Regions from separate parts of the Homo sapiens genome. Here region 2 is linked to region 1. Evidence: chromatin loops called from intact Hi-C (ENCODE). Cell type or tissue: gastrocnemius medialis. All regions are shown on one strand. Each heading gives the region's core, and the rest is flanking DNA. Links, peaks and the distances in the headings are about the cores only. Region 1 overlaps LARS2 (leucyl-tRNA synthetase 2, mitochondrial). Region 2 overlaps CDCP1 (CUB domain containing protein 1).

Region 1 (9,720 bases), core at 920-8,919:
CTTTTATTTGTAAATAAATTTCTTTAAAACATCGCATACTATACAATATAAAAAGAGAGCTTTCCCTGAATTGTCTTTTCATATGTGGCTTTATTCTTTTTTTTTTTTGAGACAGAGTCTTGCTATGTCACCAGGGTGGAGTGCAATGGCACGATCTTGGCTCACTGCAACCTCCACCTCCCGGGTTCAAGCCATTCTCCTACCTCAGCCTCCCAAGTAGCTGGGACTACAGGCACACGCCACGACGCCCAGCTAATTGTTCGTATTTTTAGTAGAGATGGGGTTTCACCATGTTGGCCAGTATGGTCTCGATCTTTTGACCTCGTGATCCACCCACCTCAGCCTCCCAAAGTGCTGGGATTACAAGCGTGAGCCACCACACCCAGCCTGTGGCTTTATTCTTATGACATTTTAAATTCATACTTATAGCTCTCTCAAAAGCTGATGGAAAACTGCATTAAAATTTAAAAAGAAACCAATTGATGAATTTCATTTCTTTCTTAGGTGCAAGGGAGCAGCCAAGAGAGAGACAGACACGATGGATACCTTTGTTGATTCTGCTTGGTACTACTTCAGATACACTGACCCTCATAATCCACACAGGTAAAACGTCCCTGCTGATGTCTTTGAGCATTTGTCAGTGTGGCTCCTCCTAGAAGCAAAGACCAAGATGGAATTAGACATGCAAGAGATTTCTTGGGGGGAAATGCCTGTGCAGATTAAAGGGGAGAAGAGGAGGAGTGGGCAGAGAGTGCTCTTAGACCACGATGGAGCTGTGACAGGTGTGAAAGGAGAAGGGAAAGGAAGGAGGATCAGGTGGAGGAGCCTCAGCCCACAGCACAACTCTGAGAAAGCCTCGACCTGGCCAGTGGGAAGGCCCAAGCAAAGCTTGTCCATTAGAGTCTTACAGTCAGGCTAAAATGGCTCTGCTCCAGCCCCTCCCTCTACTCTCCTGGGAGCAGCCTGGGAGAGCAACATGGGCTGGCAGGAACACACCAGAGTGGGTCCACAGATGCAGCAGCTGGAAGCTGTCAGTCAACTGTGCACCTCGGAACAGGCTCTCTTAAAGGGAGAGTGCTACATCATTAAGTTAGATTATTCACAGCCAAGTAAATCCCAAGTACAACACAAATACAAAACGGAAAAAGAAGGAAATGCTACTGTGATACCCTCCTTGCAGTGAACTGCATTTGTATGATTGTAAAGATGTAATGTTATTTATTTAACTGAAAAGAATAATGTAACTCTACAGAGAAGGTAGCAGGTAGGGAGGGTGAGACCGCTAAGAAGCCTCACCTCTTACTACATAGTAGATCATTTCCTAAATTGATAAATCAATAAAGAGTATAAACATGTTTTTTTTTTTCAATAATTGCTGGGAGAAACAACCAAAAGAATTAAAAGTGGCTAAGAGACAGGCCTGAGGCAAGGAAAGAATTGGGGCTGGAGACCACTGTTTTTCATTGTAAATCTTTCAGTACCATTTTGATTTTTAAGCTGTATTCATGTGTTTATTTGAACCCCGCCCCCCCCAAAAAAAGAAACAAATTAAGGAAAAGAGAGCAGTAGGTAGCCTTATAAAGAGAGAGAATGAGAACCGAAAGAAACTCTTCCAGAGCCCAGGAAAAAACACAGCATTGTGCTTAAAAGGGCCTTGCCTAATTGCTCTTGTCCATGGCAGAAACATTCTGGAACCCTGTTGCCTACATATAAAATATGCCTCCCTATTCTTCGTGGTTCTAAAATAATATCTTTCTAGTGAGACAGATACTCCTGCCCTCACCCTGCCAGAATTTCAACCTGCAGTGTTGTGATTCTGTAATTTGAGTTCATATCAGATATAAGGGGGATCCTTGTCAGGCATGGTGGCTCACGCCTGTAATTCCAGCGCTTTGGGAGGCCGAGGCAGGCTGATCACCTGAGGTCAGGAGTTGGAGACCAGCCTGACTAACATGGCAAAACCCCAACTCTACCAAAAATACAAAAATTAGCTGGACACGGTGGCACGCACCTGTAATCCCAGCTACTCAGGAGTCTGAGACAGGAGAATCGCTTGAACCCGGGAGGCAGAGGTTGCAGTGAGCTGAGCTCGTGCCACTGCACTCCAGCCTGGGCAACAAAGTGAGACTTCCTCTCAAAAAAAAAAAAAGAAAAAAAAGAAATGAGGGGGATCCTGAGTGAAAGACACCCTGCAAAGGCAGGAAGGGTGCAAGGTGACGACTGTGGCTGGGAACCACCAGCATGGCCTTCTCTGGCCCACAGAGGGGCTCCCCTTCAGGGCCTTCCCTCTATAAGGGGCCATTGGTGCATTTCATGTAGTAACAACTGGCTTAGAATGCAAGTGAGGTCAGGCTCTTTCCTTTCTCAGAGTGCTTCAAAGGAAAGCCTTCACACAGATGAGAGAGACCTCAAGTTACCGTGGCGGGAGAGACATCCTGAGACCGTCACAGCCCCCAGTTTGTGAACAGCAGTGAGCACTTCATTTCCCTCATGACACACTGTAGTTAGCTTCAGCCCCAGCACGAGTTCTTCCTGGGGTGGTTTCCTGAGTGGATCATAAATCTGAGCTGTAGCTACTTTCAACATTTCACTCCTTAATATATCCCAAACTTGTTTTCCGGCCAAATACCATCCTTCACTTTCCTTTCTTTTCTGTCGCCTGGATTGGCAGTTGAATTTCTTTAGGGAACTGTTTTTCACGAAGAAAAAAAGTGTTTTTTAAAAATTTTATCAGAATTCTGGTACAGTGACTGGAGAACACCAAACTATATTAAGATGCAAATATGTGGTGGTAGCCAGGCTCTTTTTTCTAGCCTCAAAGCTGAAGCCAGCCAAGTCTATCCTGGGGAAAAAGGTGGCTTGAGGTGTCAGGGAACCAATTCACAAATATTCGAAGTCCTCCAAAGGCAAAGGTTTGCTTGATTGGCTGACCTCAAGGGACGGCATTACCTTGGCAACACAGAGGTCTGTCGCCAGCCAGTGCTGCCCCTCCCACCGAAGGTCCCAGCCAGAAAATGGAAATGACATTTCCTTTCCTCTCCAGTGTCCTTTAGGACCCAAGAGTATGAGAAAGCCTTTCTATTAGTATCTGTTAGGTGAGAGTTATTGGGCTATTATATGACAAGTCACCTTAAATATGTTGCATCGCATTCAGTAAGCAATATACAGTCTCTAGCTGAGTATATTTTCAGACTGCTTTAAAAAATAAAATCAAATTTCTATTTTAAAATAAACATTTACAGCTGGGGCACAGTGGCTCACATGTGTAATCCCATAACTTGGGGAGGCCGAGGCAGGAAGATGACTTGAGGCCAGGAGTTCAAGACCAGCTGGACTGAACGTAGCAAGACCTCGTCTCCATAAAAAATGTTTTAAAAAAATTAACTGATGGCCAGGTGCAGTGGCTCACACCTGTAGTCCCAGCACTTTGGGAGGCCGAGTTAGGCAGATCACCTGAGGTCAGAAGTTCAAGATCAGCCTGACCAACATGGCAAAACCCCATCTCTACTAAAAATATAAAAATTAGCCTGGTGTGGTGTCAGGCATCTGTAATCCCAGCTACTCAGGAGGCTGAGGCACAAGAATAGCTTGAACCCTGGAGGCGGAGGTTGCAGTGAGCCGAGATCACGCCCCTGCAACCGAGCCTGGGTGACAGAGCGAGACTCCGTCTCAAAAAGAAAATTAAAAAAAAAAAAGAAAAAATTAGCTGGGCAGAGTGGTGTGTGTCTGTAGTCCTAGATACTTGGGAGGTTGAGGCTGGAAGATCGCTTGAGCCCAGGAGTTGGAGGCTGCAGTGAACTATGATTGTGCCACTGCGCTCCAGCGTGGGTGACCAAGCAAGACCCAAACTTTAATAAAGAAAAAAAAATGTTTTTTAATGTGAAAATAAATTAATAAATAAACATTTAGTATCTGCATGTTAATCTTCATTGTAAATACCACATTGCCCTCTATTGGTAGGAACTCTGACATCTCAATTGTGTAATCATAATAATAAAAATTAAAGTGAATCTAGATATTCAAGGTGCATTGTAGCAAGATGCCTTTTTTTGCTGGTATGTTTTCCTTTTGTCCTCATTTTATATGCAAATTGCTTTTGTTGAAATATGTCAGTAATATCTTCTGTAACCATTTTTATAATTTCATAAATTAACACTTACCTGACTTTTTTCTTTTTTATTATATAAGCTTTTCTCATATATATATTTTTGTTTGTTTGTTTGTTTGTTTGTTTGTCTGTTTTGTTTTTGAGACAGAGTCTCACCCTGTTGCCCAGGCTGGAGTGCAATGGCACGATCTTGGCTCACTGCAACCTCTGCCTCCCGGGTTCAAGTGGTTCTCCTGCCTCAGCCTCCTGAGTAGTTGGGATTACAGGTGCCCACCACTACAACTGGCTAATTTTTGTATTTTTAGTAGAGATGGGGTTTCGCCATGTTGGGCAGGCTGGTCTCGAACTCCTGACCTCAGGTGAGCCACCTGCCTCGGCCTCCCAAACTGCTGGGATGACAGGCATGAGCCACCGCGCCCGGCCTTCTCTTATATTTTAAAAAAATCATTGTTATTCCCTGATACGGTTCATTTCAGGGCATATGCATATTACAATAGGCCTGTTTAATTTACACAATTGTGGCAAAGCAGGTTTTTAAAAATGCCTCCATCTCTTTTTTACAGCCCTTTTAACACAGCAGTGGCCGATTACTGGATGCCTGTGGATTTGTACATTGGAGGGAAAGAACATGCCGTCATGCACTTGTTCTATGCAAGATTCTTTAGTCATTTTTGCCATGATCAAAAAATGGTTAAACATAGGTAAGCACTTATACTGCTTTGCAAAATAATTGAGTTCCATGAATAGCAACTTTAAGCAGGTGTCAGTTCTTCTGAAGCAAGGTAAATGCATGTAGTAGAATACTAGTTTTCTAGTATGCTTTAGAGGTTGTCAACCTTAATCATTTGAGGTCCATTTATATTGCGTAGTCAGTTCTGGCATGTGATGTTGCATGCTTGCATAGAACCTAGCCTTCAGTGCTTCTCTGTTTAACTGAGTTAAGTAATTAAGAATTGTACCTGTGAGGCAGAGAGGAGTGGCCCATAGTGTTTTATAGCATCTCATGTGAGGTCATGCTTATCACCCAGTCCTTCCATGTCAGCTCTTGTTCCTAAGCTTGGCTGAATCCCACCTTGATGCATCCCTCTAAAAAATGTATAGAGTGGATTTGAAATAGAGAATCACATTGTAAAAACATCAGTAAATTCTTTTCCTGTTGGCCTATTGTAACCCTTTCCTCATAATGTTCAGAAAAATGTGTGTGTACTTTTCCCCATGAAACGTATCATATATAAAAATTACATATTTAATGTATTTAAAGAATGGTACAACACATTAAATATGGAATTTTTATATATGAACATACATGCCCCACTCCTCAGTTTAAGAAACAGAGTATTTCAGGTACCTTAGAATCCCCAAGGTGCCCCCTCCAATTGTGTATCGCTCTTCTACGCCCACCACCTCGCCCCTAGCTAATACCGATCCCAGATTTTTAATTCCTCACTTTCTTGCTTTTCTTTATAAATGTATCGTTTCTGCATGTATTTTTAAACTATATATTGTCTGGTTTTCCTGTGTTTGAACTTTACATAGGTAGAATTATATTTCAGGTATTCTGTCTTGCTTTCCTCACTCAACAGTTTTTTGAGATTCAGCAGTGCTGACGGATGAAGTTATATTTCATTCCTGTTTCACTGCTGCGTGATATTCCATTATATGGAATGAAACTTCCAAAATAGAACTCAGTTTATGTATCATACCACCATTAATGGTGGTTGGACTGTTTTGTGCAATTATGAACAAAACTGCTATGAACCTTCTTGCACGTGGTTCCTGACATATGCGTCACCATTTCTTTAAAATGTGTACCTAAGAGTAGAATTGCTCGATTGTAGGATACGCACGTGTTCAACTGTCTTGAGAAACACCAAACTGTTTTCCATAGTGATTACCTAAGCCTATACTCCCACTAGTAGAAATGAGGGATCCGATCACTCTACGTCGTCATCAACATTTTGTACTATCCAACTTTTAAATTTCACCAAACCAGTGGGTATATAATGGGTCACGTTGTGAGTTAAATTTGAATTTCAAGACACCGATTTTTTTTTAATTTTTTAATTTTTAATTTTTGCAGGTACATAGTAGGTGTATATTTATGGGGTACATGAGATATTTTGGTATGGGCATGCAATGCATAGTAATCACATCATGGAAAGTTGGGTATCCATTCCTTCAAGCATTTATCCTTTGTGTTACAAACAATCCAATTATACTCTTTTAGTTATTTTTAAATGTTTAATTAAGTTATTGTTGACTATAGTTGATTTCTTAATGAAGTTTATCATGTTTCATAGGTTTATGAATCTCTGTGATCAAATCCCTGTTTGTATCCTATGCTTTTATTTTTTCTAGATCGTTTCTCTTTTATTGATTTGTAAGGGGTTCTTTAAATATTCTTGATACTAATCCTTTTTCAGCTATATGTATTGCAAGTAGTTTTTTCTAGTTCTTGGCTTGTCTTGTTTTTATGGCATCTTTTGATGAACAGAAACTCTTAATGTAGTAAAAATTAATAATCTTTCCTTTATGGCTACTGCTTTCGGTGTGTCAGTACTGTTAATGGAATAGTCCATCCTTTTCCCCACTGATCTGTAGTGCCCTCTCCATCATAAATCAAGTTGTCATATATCCCAGGGCTTATTGATAGGATCTTTATTCTGGGACTACAGGCGCCCACCAGCACGCCCAGCTAATTTTTGTATTTTTAGTAGAGATGGAGTTTCACCATGATGGGCAGGCTGGTCTCAAACTTCTGACCTCAAGTAATCCGCCTGCCTCGGCCTCCCGAAGTGCTGGGATTACAGGCATGAGCCACTGTGCCCAGCCAATTTCTTTATAGCTATCTTCCAGTTTCTAATTGTCTCTCTGTCTCTATCTGCTGATTAACCCATTCTTTGAGTTTTTTTATTTTAATTATTCTTCATTTCTAGAAGTTCTAGGTTTTTAAATTTTCCTTTATGATTTTTGTAGTATTTTCATGGTATCTTTTAAGACTTTATTTTCTAAAATAGATTAAACATACTATTTTATATTATCTGATAATTCTTTATCTAATGTCATTATGGGTCTGTTTAGTCATTTGTTGTTTCTGCTGTTCTCACTCATGATGCCTAGTTCTTTGGGGGATGGGGTGCAAGGGGTGTTTTAACTGACCTTATATTTCTTGAACCCTTTTTTTTTTGTAGGAACTCTTTGGAACCTCTCTGCTAGAGGTGATTTTGTGTTAGCTTCTCCCTGTTGCCTGGAGATGCTACCAATCCAAGATCACTTTAAACTGAATTTTCTGCTTGAGGTTTTTAGGACCATATAGGTAATACGAATACAGTCCCAAACCCACATGAGGGTCAACTTCTGTCTACAGATTCTCAGGAGAAATACTTTTCTTTCCTCCTATACATCACCATGGTCAAGATAGGCAAGTTTCCTTGTTTGTCTCTTCTAACCACAGGTTTATTTCTAGTTCATTGATGATTTCTGGTTCAGTGACGATTCCTGCCTTGTTTGAGATCTTCTTCTAGACTCCCAAGGTTGCTTAGGCTTTAGGTTTGGTGTCCCATCTTTTGTGTACCATGCCATGCACAAACATTTATGATCACAGGGGTTCTATAGCTATGCCCAGGGTGGAAGCTGGCTTCAGTAACTGTGTTTTCCTAAGTTGGGTTTGGTTTGGTTTTGCCAGCTCAAATGTATTTTATACTCCAACTGACTTTTTCACTTGTTTTTCATCAGGACAATAATTCAGGCTCTCTTGTCTGCTGTATTACCAGAAGCATAATTGCTGGATTTTTTTTTTCAGTTGTTGTTATGTTGTTTTTCTGTTTGTTTGTTTACTACAACATCCTTTAGAATATTTTTTAATTACAGAGAAGGAAAGGGGGGAAATATCTGATTATTTCCCTATCCAGATAACCCATGTTGACAATTTAAAAAAAAGTAATACATGTCTAAACCATTTTGTAACTACACAGAAAGTGAACATTGTTGTCTCCCTCCCTGCACGCCACTCTTTAGCCCTTTCCTCGACTTTTAGGTTTCTTTTTATTTCTGCCAGGAAAATATTTTGCCTATCCCCACGTGTGTTTTTATTGATATAGTCATTTTAAATGTTGCTTATATTGCATACATGTCCTTTGCTTCTTTGACCTAATAATGTAGCTTGGTGGTCTTTCCATATCAGCACAAACAGATATCACATTCTTTTTAATGTAGGCATAGTATTCCCTCATATGGATATACCATAATTTATGTAAGCGGTCACCTATTCTTCCAATTACTATTTTTTTTTAAGTCCAGTGATCCTCTTTATTATACGCTTAGCAAATAATTGGGAGCATATATGTAGGCTCAAGTCCTAACACTGGGGAATTCTGGGTCAAAAAATATGTGTCTTTAAAATTTTGATAGATAGAAAAATATTACTTTTAAAACTTTTGAAATGCAGACAGAAACCCATTTTCATTACAATGAAGCACATTGAAAGCTCCTTCCCTTCACTTAACCCTCGGACCAGATGGCCGACTCTGCACATGCATGCATGGATTAAAAGAAGTCTACTGTACAGAAAATTAATTTAGGGTCTAAATTAAATGCTTAAAATAAATTTATTCTCATCAGCCCCAGAGACCTTCATGTATGAAAATAAACTGGTCTGCATCAGAAGGACACTAAAAACATTAACAGCATTACTCCTCACATAAACAAATTTGTTAAAGTGTTTGTACTTTAGGTTCTAGAATTTGCCAGTTCTGCTTTGCATTTCTTATGTCTGGAAACTAATTTACCTAACTAGATAAAGATTGTCATTGATAATGGGAATTGTGTCCTGTTACTGTCATGGTCTCACAGATACTACACATTTTTAGTGTTTTTTTTGTTTTGTTTTGTTTGTTTTTTTTTTTAAGAAATTGAGTTTAGGTTGGATGTGATGGCTCACACCTGTAATCCCAGCACTTTGGGAGGCCAAGGCGGGTGGATTGCTTGAGGTCAGGAGTTCGAGACCAGCCTGGCCAACATGGTGAAACCCCATCTCTACTAAAAATACAAGAATTAGCCGAGCATGGTGGCATGCGCCTGTAGCCCCCAGCTACTAGGGAGGCTGAGGCACGAGAATTGCTTGAACCTGGGAGGCGGAGGCTGCAGTGAGCCAAGATCGTGCCACTGCACTCCAGCTTGGGTGACAGAACAAGACTCTGTCTAAAAATTAAAAAAAAAAGCAAAGAAAAGAAAAAGAAATTGAGTTTAATCCCTTGAAACAAACAGATAAAAGTTTATATTCTTCAGAGGAAATGTTCTCCAGTTCATGCAGTTGTGCACACCTATGTTCTTAGCTACTCCAGAAGCTGAGATTGAGGCTGAGGCGGGAAGATTACTTGAGCCCAGGAGCTTGATTCCAGCCTGGGCAACATAGGAATACCCTGTTTCTAAAACAAAACAAGAAACAAAGGAAATATCCTCCATGGGCTAGAGAGAATTGATTCAAACTTAAGTTAAAAACCAAATACAACTTGAGAAACATCTCAGGCCAGGCGTGGTGGTTCATGCTTATAATCCCAGCACTTTGGGAGACCAAGGTGGAAGGATCACTTTAGGCCATGAGTTTGAGACCA
Region 2 (9,720 bases), core at 963-8,962, 380 kb before region 1:
CTTCTGCTTACTAGTTGTGCCCACTTAGGCAAGTTCCTCTCTCTGTGAACTTCTCATAGGGCTGTTTTAAAGATTAAACAAATTAAGCTGTGTAACGCATTTAGAACTCTAACTGGCCACATCAGAGCTAAATTAAAAAACTGTAGAGTTTCAGAATAGATCTTAGCTCTCTAGCATTAGAGACTGACTTAGCATGGGAAAGACAGTCAGGGAGGTGTAGAGACATTTAAAAGACATTGTCAAACAGCTCACAAGTGTCTACTTACCAATATTTTTCTGGATCTCTATGACAAAGTGATTCTCAGGACTCTGGCAGCTAAAGGTAAAGACTATTCTTTCTCCAGACTTGATGGACAACATGGTTATATGTCTTTTAGAAATGACGATGTAACAGGGTTTTGCCAGCAGAGTCGGGGTCCCCAGCTTTATGAGAACTGTAATGTTGCTTTCTCGTGGCAGAGCAATCTCAAAAGCTTCTGAAGGAAGGAAGGAAAATGAAGTAAGCAGGATGATTTAGGTCTGCAAACTGCTGTGGTCCCCGACCCCAATCTGGTTCAGAGAGGATGTCCTCTATGACAACTTTGTTCCTTCCCTCCTTTTCTGAGAAGAAGGGTGGTGCAAAATGACAGTTCCGACCTTAGCAATGAAAAAGAACCAGGATGCTGCCAGCTGGTCACTGACATGTGTTTCTTGTTTGGATTATTAATTTTTCTACAAATTGAAAACACTATACCACATTCTAGATGTCTTGAGCAGTATGCTGTTAGATATCCCATCTGAGCAGTATTAAATAACAACCAGAGTAACCACCACACCTTTTCTCAACATGACAGTAGAACAAAGTCTACACACAGAAACCATCCATCATAGGGAGACACATTTATCTGCAAAGAGCTGCTGTCCCTTGCCCTGGGTGCTTTATATGCCCAGCACATACACACATACACACGTACGTACATACATACATATGTATGTACGTATGGTAGTGGGGGCTAGAAAAACATTTGCAGAAATTAGATATAATCATATTATATCAATGAATTTGGAAAGTTAGAGCAAAACAATGCTATTATCTCAGATTGGGGTTTAGAAAAAACACCTGAGCAAACAGTATCAAGCAAGTGAGGTGGGGGTTGGTTATTAAACAGAATTGTACAAATGTCAGAGTAGGGCTCTGGTTCACAAACAAGCCCAATCTCCTTCCCATTTGCTTTGCTTGATTGATTAAGTGCTCTTAGACCAAGAAGGGAGAGCCACTTTCTCCTTAGCTGACACTGCCCCTGCCCTATCTTGGATTCTGATTATGAGTCTCCGGGCAGCTGATGGCCTGGGAACAGCAGATGATGGGAAGATCGTCTGTAGGTAAATCCTGTGGAGGGAGCCTAGGGGCTCACAGTTCATGTAGCACCATGTTCTGGTACAAACAGCTGGTCGGGATCTGTTATCGTGCTGGCACACAAATGGTGCTTGATAAACAGTTAGTGAATGAATAGCAATCTAATCAGAAGCTTTTGTTTCCCATCTATTCTTTTTTCCCTCCTTGTAAAAATTTATTTTTAAAAAATCAACCTTATTGACAGTAATTTACACACATTAAAAAGGACTCACTCATTTTGAGAGTTTTGACAAATGTATACACTCATGTGACCACCACAATCAGGATATACAAATATTTTCCTCACCCTCAAAAGTTCCCTCAGTGCCCCTCTGCAGTCAACCTCCACTCCAAGTCCTAGAAAACTGTCAATGAGTTTGTCCTGCTCTGGACCTTCATGCAAATGGAAGCCTATAGTACTTTCTCTTTTGTAGCTGGCTGCTTCTGCTCAGCATGCTTGTGAGATTCACCCACGCTGCTGCATGGGTCAGTAGTTTCCTCCTTTTTATTGCTGAGTACTATTCCATTGACAGAATAGGCCATGATTTATTTATCCATGCACCTGCTGAATGACATCTGAGTCCTCTTCAGTGTTGGACGAGCCATGTGCTATAATTTTACCATAACTGCTAGCCTGCACAAGACTGGATGTACTTCTGCCAGCTGCCATGAGTGAGCATGCTGTATTCCCACAGCTCAGCAGCTGTATGTGATCACACATTTGGATTTCTGTCACCCTTTTCTTGTGCCTCTCTCTCCATTCTACACTCTGCTCCAACCCCACTGGCCAGCTGCTCCTTACATAGTATGGAAATTGATCTCCCAACCTTATATGAACTGTAAATATTTTCCCCAGTTTATCGTTTGCCTTTTGACCTCACTTAGAATGGTTTTTCAGGTATGAACTTTACCCTCTTTGGGCCTCTGTTCCTTCATTGTAAAATGAAGGGGTGGGGCTAGAATAACTCTACACTCCCTGCCAGCTCTGAGTCTATGACTATTACCTGAGTAAGTAGGAAGCGACTTTGTAACTGGAAGAATTCCCAACTACTGCTCAGAAATGACATATCTCTCTGGGCACCAGGGCACTGCCATGGCCAGTTTTATGACTGCAAGAGTGCTTAGATTTCCATTTTTGGGGCAAAACTTCTTGTCTTTCTGGCTTCTGCGTGTAACCCTCTCCACCTTAGTCACTGTGTTCAGGCCAGTCTTGCCTTCTTTCTTGAACACACCAACCTCTTTCCCACCTCAGGGCCTTTGCACATGCTGGTCCTGACACCAAAAGTGCTTTCTCTAGAAAAAGCTGGCTCCTTGTTGTCATTCCGGTCTCAGCACAAAGGTCACATTTTCAGAGTGGCCTTCCCTGACCAGCCCACCTAAAGTGCTCCCCTCCCCCCACCACTTCAGTCCTCCTGAACCCTGCGCTTGATGTCCGTGAGCTCCTACAGGAGGCAGCAGGAACTTGCCCGTATTTTTTAGTGGTAGCCCCACGACCAAGGCAGTGCCTGATCCCCACGAGGAGACAAAACGTTTTAAGCCCCAAAACAACTCCATATAAAACTATTAGTCCCTGTGTGCTTGTCTTCACCGCATTTAATTTCTCATAGACATACTACCATTCCCATATTTTACTTTCGGCTAATAAATCCTGGCAAGAACAAGGGACTATGCATCTTTTAATTAATAGCTTGAGAGAGAATATATTCTCAGGGGCAGAAGTTTTATTTGCTCAAATGCTTGGTCTTCAAGCAGTGTGGCCATTTAGAATCTTCTGAGGCTGAGGAGTTCCTCAAGATGTCAGATTAAAAATGAATCCAGATCTATGTTCAGAAACCCAGTTGCCAGGTTTATATCTGAGCTGTATATTACAACTCTTGTGTTCTTTTTCTGTAATCATGAAAACGTCTAACTGTGTTATTTGTAAAAAAAATTCTTGGAGCCCTCAGTCTCTCCAAGTTGGGCTAATTCACCAGCAAGTGAAGCTGAGTCCAATCTGAGGCTACAGCCCATCTAGCTATGTTACCAATTTCTTTCTTATTCCCATTTCCCCTTCTGTCAGCTTTTTTATCCTTTATTTAAAAATTCCTGCCCCTATGATCATTATTTTAAATCAGTGCTAGACGCTAAGCAGAGCTGCATTGCCTAAGGCTAGAGATGGGGAGAGGGAATGGAGTACCAGGGGGCAAAGCAGACCGTGCAGGGTGAGGGGACTGTTTTGTATCTTGACGATAGCAGTGATTACACCTTGTATACAAATGCCAAAATTCATCAAACTGTACACTTAAAATTGATGATGTTTATTTTATGTAAGCTATACCTTAATAAAAAGAAAAAGTGTTCAAAAGATCATGTTTTCACACAAAGTAGGCATGTAATAAATTAATAAAAGAATAATCATTACCACAGTTAAAATATGGTTTAATAATATTTTGGGGGAAGCCTAGGTATATGTAATATTTTAAATCTCTTTAACTTAGATTCAGAGAAGACCAAAGCTGATCTCACCAAAATCTCTCCACTCAGTTCTTCTCTGTTGTTTGGCCAGGTTAGTACCCAAAATAATTCTGGGTATATGGCAAGGTATTCTTTTATAATGACAGTCAAAGAAAAATGTATAATCTGTATTTTTTTTTTTTTTTTTGAGACGGAATCTCACTCTGTTGCCCAGGCTGGAGTGCGGTGGCGCAACCTCGGCTCACTGCAACCTCCGCCTCCTGGGCTCAAGCTATTCTCCTGCCTCAGCCTCCCGAGTAGCTGGGACTAAAGGCATGTGCCACCACGCTCAGCTAATTTTTGTATTTTTAGTAGAGCTGGGGTTTCACCATGTTGGCCAAGCTGGTCTTGAACTCCTGACCTCAGGTGATCCACCCACCTCAGCCTCCCAAAGTGCTGGGATTACAGGCGTGAGCCATTGTGCCCAGCCAGAAAAATGTATAATCTCTTTTAGAAATTTTTTTTTGAGACAGAGTTTCCCTCTGTTGCCCAGGCCGGAGTGCAATGGCGTGATCTTGGCAACCTCTGCCTTTGGGACTCAAGTGATTCTCGTGCCTCAGTCTCCCGAGTAGCTGGGACTACAGGTGTGCCACCACGCCTGGCTAATTTTTGTATTTTGTAGTAAAGAGGGGGTTTCACCATGTTGGCTGGGCTGGTCTTGAACTCCTGGCCTCAAGTGATTTGCCCACCTCGGCCTCCCAAAGTGCTGGGATTACAGGTGTGAGCCACTGCACCTGGCCTAGAAATTCATTTTTTAAAGAATTTTGGAAATGATGTATTCATTCGACAAACATTTTCTGGGTTCATAATCTATTCTAGGGACACACTTGGTGCAAATGACTTAATGATAAAAACAGCCAGAGTCCCTGCCCTTAGGGAATTAATAGCCTAGACTAAGGGCCTACAAATGGTCTGTGATAAAGTTCTAAGCCCTAGTAGGTATAACAAGGGCTCTGGGAATCTGTACTGGTCTATGCTGAGACGTAGGGATTTTTTTTTTTTTGGTCCATGGTGAGAAGTAGGGATTCGCTTTTACTTTTTTTTCCATATGGAGAGCCCATTGTTCCAACTCTAAGCGTTGAATATACCAGTCCTTCCTTCATGAATTACTAATGCTACTTCTGTTGTTTCTATTTTTTATTTATGGTCTTTCACACAAACTCATTTTGCAATCAAGGAAGATGAAACCTTACGAGGGTTAAATGACTCACTCCTGGTAGATGTTTAACGTCTTAATATGTTTCTTTGCCCTGGCTGAGATGATCAACCCAGCACGTTCTACTGTCCAGCTGTAGTTTGTAACTATTCTTTGGTATACCAGACCAGAGAATTTGGGCTTGAGTAATCCCCCACCTGGTGTCCAGCTCATAGTTCAGAGGAAACAACTAAGCTAAAGACACATGATAGGCAAAGCTGAATTTAGCTACCTTTCCAACAGGAGGAGATGACTTATATTATAGGCTCTTTTCTAGGGTCACAGCCAAGGACACATCACTCACATGGCTGTCATTTTTAATGATCCCCCTCATCCTAACTGATAAATAAGTTAGCTAGAAGGGGTGAACAGGAGCAAGAAGATAATGATTCAACACCTTGTACATACTTGAAATGTGGACTCTCTCCTGACCCCCACCAATTCTGCCACTCTGGAGGCATTTATTTCGCTGCAATAAAAACAGTGGTAAAATCCCCACTGCTTAAGTAGAGTAACTTGTCAGCTCATTTGATCACAAATGCTTGGATCACATCTCTTTCTTTTGCCTCCCCAGGAATTTGGTATTTCATTGGTCTAATATTTCAGAAAATCATTACCCAGGTTCAGAGAAACTTAGAAATGCTCCAGATTCTGGTGTGACTTTGAGGCTTTATGGGCTGAAAGGCATCCAAGCTTTCACTAGAGCAGTGCATGGGCTCCTGGGCTTAGGGCATTTGGAAAAGCTTACAAGGCACAGGCTTGGGCTCCTGAGTCACACACAGCTCTTTTCTTCAGCTCTCCTGCCTCCTGACCTCTCCTTATTAGGACACCTTTGTGAGCATCTGCCTCACCAGCTCCTTCCTGGGCAGGCAGGGTTGGGGGAAGAATTTCCATTTGTTTTAATCATCATTCATGATTCACCATTCATTAATCACCATATCACACATCCCTGTTATTTCTTCTCCCTGCCATCCTATTTCTTTGCAATTCTCGATTCTAGTAAGGGAAACTAATGTAGGGGAGGGAATTCCAGGTGATAAACACCGGAAGTCATTTTTCTCCCAGATCTGTCAAATACAGTTTAAAAGACTGGCAAAATAACTGGCAACCCGTCTAAAATTTGTAGACGAATTGGAACAAGTTGCCTCAATTCTGGGTGTGGTTGCCTGTGGGACTCGGCTCTCATTCACCTTCTCTGTCCAAGGAAGATGGACTGAGCAGCTCCCAGCCAGGGCTGGGCTCAGCCTAGGCACCAGGAGATACATATTAAGATGCATGGTGCCCTGGAGGAGTGCCCAGGATGCCAAGGGAGGCAGACTCAGAAACCAAGAAGTTTGTGGCTGCTCAGTCACGGCTTGCATGTGAGTCAGGTTCCACTTATGGCCAAAATAGCCCTGTCCTCTCTTAGGAAGAGGTCACATTGCAGACCAACATTCCATTCTCAACAAGTCCAGCAGCTGGTGTTTCCTCCATCCATGGAGCAGATCCCTGCTTTTCAGACTGAGCATCAGATAAGTCGTGATATGCTTTTAGGGGCCAGGTTTGCAAAATACGTTTCATTAAATTGTGGATGTGCACACCATGGGAGCCCCAGGATGTCCAGCAGATTGGCAAGTTTATACCCTACCTCATATCCACCCCAAGGGGACACACACACCATTGCAATGATTTCTCCCAACCTTTATTCCCTGCAGGGAGCGAGTGTTGAATTCACACACATTGAATGAACATTTGCCTGTCTGTTCATTAGACCCAAATAGTAATTTTAGGACACCAGGGAACTTCAAGGTACTCTGAAGACATTGAGGGTCTGCTATCAACCATCTGGGGGTGGTGGTCAAGGAGGGCTTCACAGAAGGCGTATGACTTAAGATGGGTCTAAAAGAATGGATATGAGTGTGCCAACCAGGAACTGTGAGATGACTGTCAGGAAGGACAGATGGAAGGAATAGCAGGTGCAAAGATGCCAAGATATGAAAATCATGGCTTCCTTGGAGCCACTCTGGGGAGTTTGATTTGGCCAGAGTTTTGTTTGGGTGGGTAGAGGAGGCTGGAGAAGTGGGAAAGGGCTTGGTTGTTGGCCACGGAGTTTGGGCTTCACCCACTGGGACCAGCACACCTTAGCAGCTTGGTGTGGTGGTGAAGAGTACAGATTCTAGAATCAAACTGTCTAGGGTCAATTCCCGGCACTACCACTCACCCAGATGTGCTTCCTTGGGCAAATTCCTTAGCTTCTTGGTGCCTCACTTTCCTCATCTGCAAACAGGATAATAATGAAATTCCTGTAAGGCCTAAATGAGTTAATACCTACAAAGTGCTTAGAATGGTGCCAGGTAGTCAATCAATATTGGCTGTTAGTATTGTTGATATTATCAATGATAGCATATTACAACTACTACTAGCAGCGATGGGGCACCATTGAAGGGTGCTAAGCAGACAACTATAGCAGCAGTTTGGCTCTGAGTCTAAAGCCTACAGTCCTGGCTGGCTGGGTGGGGACTACGTAAGGCAGGCAAAGCACTGAAGAGGCAAACCTTAAGGAGGCACTCACTGTCAGGGCAGTGCCACTTAAGGAAGCAAGTATGAGTGCCTCCTTAAATTCTGCACACCTTATCTGCCTCACCTAGCCATGGCCCTGGCCCTGATCATTGGCTATTAATAGGCCCTTCTACATGTTGACTCATGTGACTCCAGCACCCTCACTGAGACCAGAGAAGTGACCTCCCTTCTCCAAGTTTGCTGAACTCAGGAGGCAGCTGGGACATTCTGGTTCAACCCTGGCACCTCTGCAGTCTCCACCCACCCAGGGTACCACAATGAGCTGCCCTCATAGAAGCTGCCAAGGCTGGTCAAGTTACCTAGCAGAAGAGGAGCAACTGCTGCCATTCTTTGTCTCTCTCTCTTTCTTTCTTTCTTTCTTTCTTTCTTTCTTTCTTTCTTTCTTTCTTTCTTTCTTTCTTTCTTTCCTTCTTTCTCTCTCTCTCTCTTTCTTTCTTTCCTTCCTTCCTTCTTTCTTTCCTTCCTTTCTTCCTTCCTTCCTTCTTCTCTCTCTCTCTCTCTGTTTCTTTTTTTTGTCTACCCTGGAGGTGACAGAAACTGCCATTCTTATTAAGTGAATGCAGTTGTTGGCTGATTCCAGGAAGTGGGGAGTCACCTCCAACAGAATTCATTCTAACAGTGCCTGCTGTGGGAGGGGTGGGGGTGCCAGATAGTCACATCGCCAAACTTGGAGTCTTCCTAGTCCAGTGGACCTGAGGCAGTGAGGCCTAAAGGCATAGAGAGACAACTGGTTTAGACACTCAAAATCCACGTGTCATTGACTTGGCCGGGTCCATTTACAGACTGGTAAATTGAGGTGTAAGTCTTGCCAACAACAGGAAGACCACTGATCTGCCTACCTGGAAATAGTTCATTTCCACCTTCACATAAGAAAGAACTAGAACATGAATTGCCATTTCAAGGGCTAATCATTCTCTCTTGGATGGGAGAAAAACCTTTGGAATCTAGACACCAGGCCTGTCTAAATAGTAACAACAACAAACATTTAATGATTCCTTAATATTAGGCAGCCCCGTGCATATGTTTATAAATATTTATAAATCCCCACAACCACTCCATAAAGTAGGTTCTAATATTAAACCCCATTGTACAGATGAAGAAACTGAGGCTTGGGTAGGTTAAGTAATGTACCCAGGCATATATGATTAATAAGAGGTAGAGACAAGTTTTGTGTCCCAGCTCTGACACCGGTGCCCGGGGCATGATAAATGACTATTCATCAGAGCTAGCCCCGCCCGAAGAACTCCACACACAACCAGGAACTTTCTGATGATGGTGCGTTGTTCTTACCAACAAAGTCAATCAAGGTAGAATGAAGTATTTCCAAGCTGCTGGCTTTCTAGGATATCAAAAGGAAAACATATTTGTTTTAAATGGTCCAACAAGCACACTGTATTACTGCAAATCCTCCTTCATGTCAAAGTAATTTGAAAGTATAGTTGGAATTTAAGCTTAAGATTTAAATTCCACAGAATTTGAAATGTTTGGGGCGTGGTTGTTCTTTTGTATTGTTCTTTTTTGGCAGTGCCAGGTGTAAGGTTCTAAGAAAGGGAACTGGCATGGTTCCACTGCTGATGGCTCCACAGCTTCATGAGGTCTGCCCGGGGGGTGTGGGCATGGGAAGTTAATGTGGCTGAGTTAGTGGCAAAAGAAAAGCAGCCATGATTCTAGAACAAAGCACTGGGAATGAAAGGCCAGTGCCAAGTTTTAGCAGAAAAGCATGCTATAGAAGCCCTGGCCTGCAGGACTCACTTCTCTAGACAGCTGTCAATGAGACTCATGGGAAAATCCGATGCAAGTTTGAGTCAATTTCAACCAGGCTTCTGCTTTGGCTTCACAGGAAATGCTTCTTCCTAAAAGAGACCTCCACCTGTCCTTCTGGGTATCTGAGCTGTAAAGCCTTTCATCCACTGGTTTGGAAGTCAAGTAGGACCTGCCAGGACCTGCCAATTCCCATTCCCCACCCCACTCCTTCCACCTTATTCCCATGGCTGGTTTCAGGAAAGAGCCTGTCAAGACAGCAGGGCAAATCTCTCATTCTCCCTCTGAGAAGTAAAGGGATGTGAAATGATGGCTGCTTACCAGACTCCCCTAGAAA

What was found. Peaks named below come from ENCODE experiments on the same cell type or tissue, not always from the same donor. Only the 100,000 strongest peaks of a DNase experiment are listed, where the experiment ranks them.
Region 2: it touches region 1 in a loop (2.7-fold over the local background); 2 of 110 quality-filtered maps call a loop at or near these places.

Annotation. Positions count from the first base shown.
Region 1 is chr3:45,495,771-45,505,490 of GRCh38, forward strand. It overlaps LARS2 (leucyl-tRNA synthetase 2, mitochondrial), which reads left to right. Exons shown (of 22, transcript NM_015340.4): 14 at 505-603; 15 at 4,672-4,809. All of the region lies in intron 2 of LARS2-AS1 (LARS2 antisense RNA 1), which reads right to left. Among named protein-coding and RNA genes, the nearest start is that of LARS2-AS1, 8.9 kb to the right of the region's middle. In gastrocnemius medialis, for the core only: a CTCF peak has its summit at 3,955 (motif pointing left); DNase peaks (open chromatin) are centred at 971 and 2,491; H3K27ac peaks cover 2,529 bases.
Region 2 is chr3:45,118,146-45,127,865 of GRCh38, forward strand. CDCP1 (CUB domain containing protein 1) reads right to left here. Exons shown (of 9, transcript NM_022842.5): 2 at 267-476. Among named protein-coding and RNA genes, the nearest start is that of CDCP1, 23 kb to the right of the region's middle. RefSeq lists enhancers at 5,832-6,333, 6,334-6,833. In gastrocnemius medialis, for the core only: no CTCF peak of the experiment used is centred there; DNase peaks (open chromatin) are centred at 2,026, 5,186, 5,836, 7,786 and 1 weaker place; H3K27ac peaks cover 7,880 bases.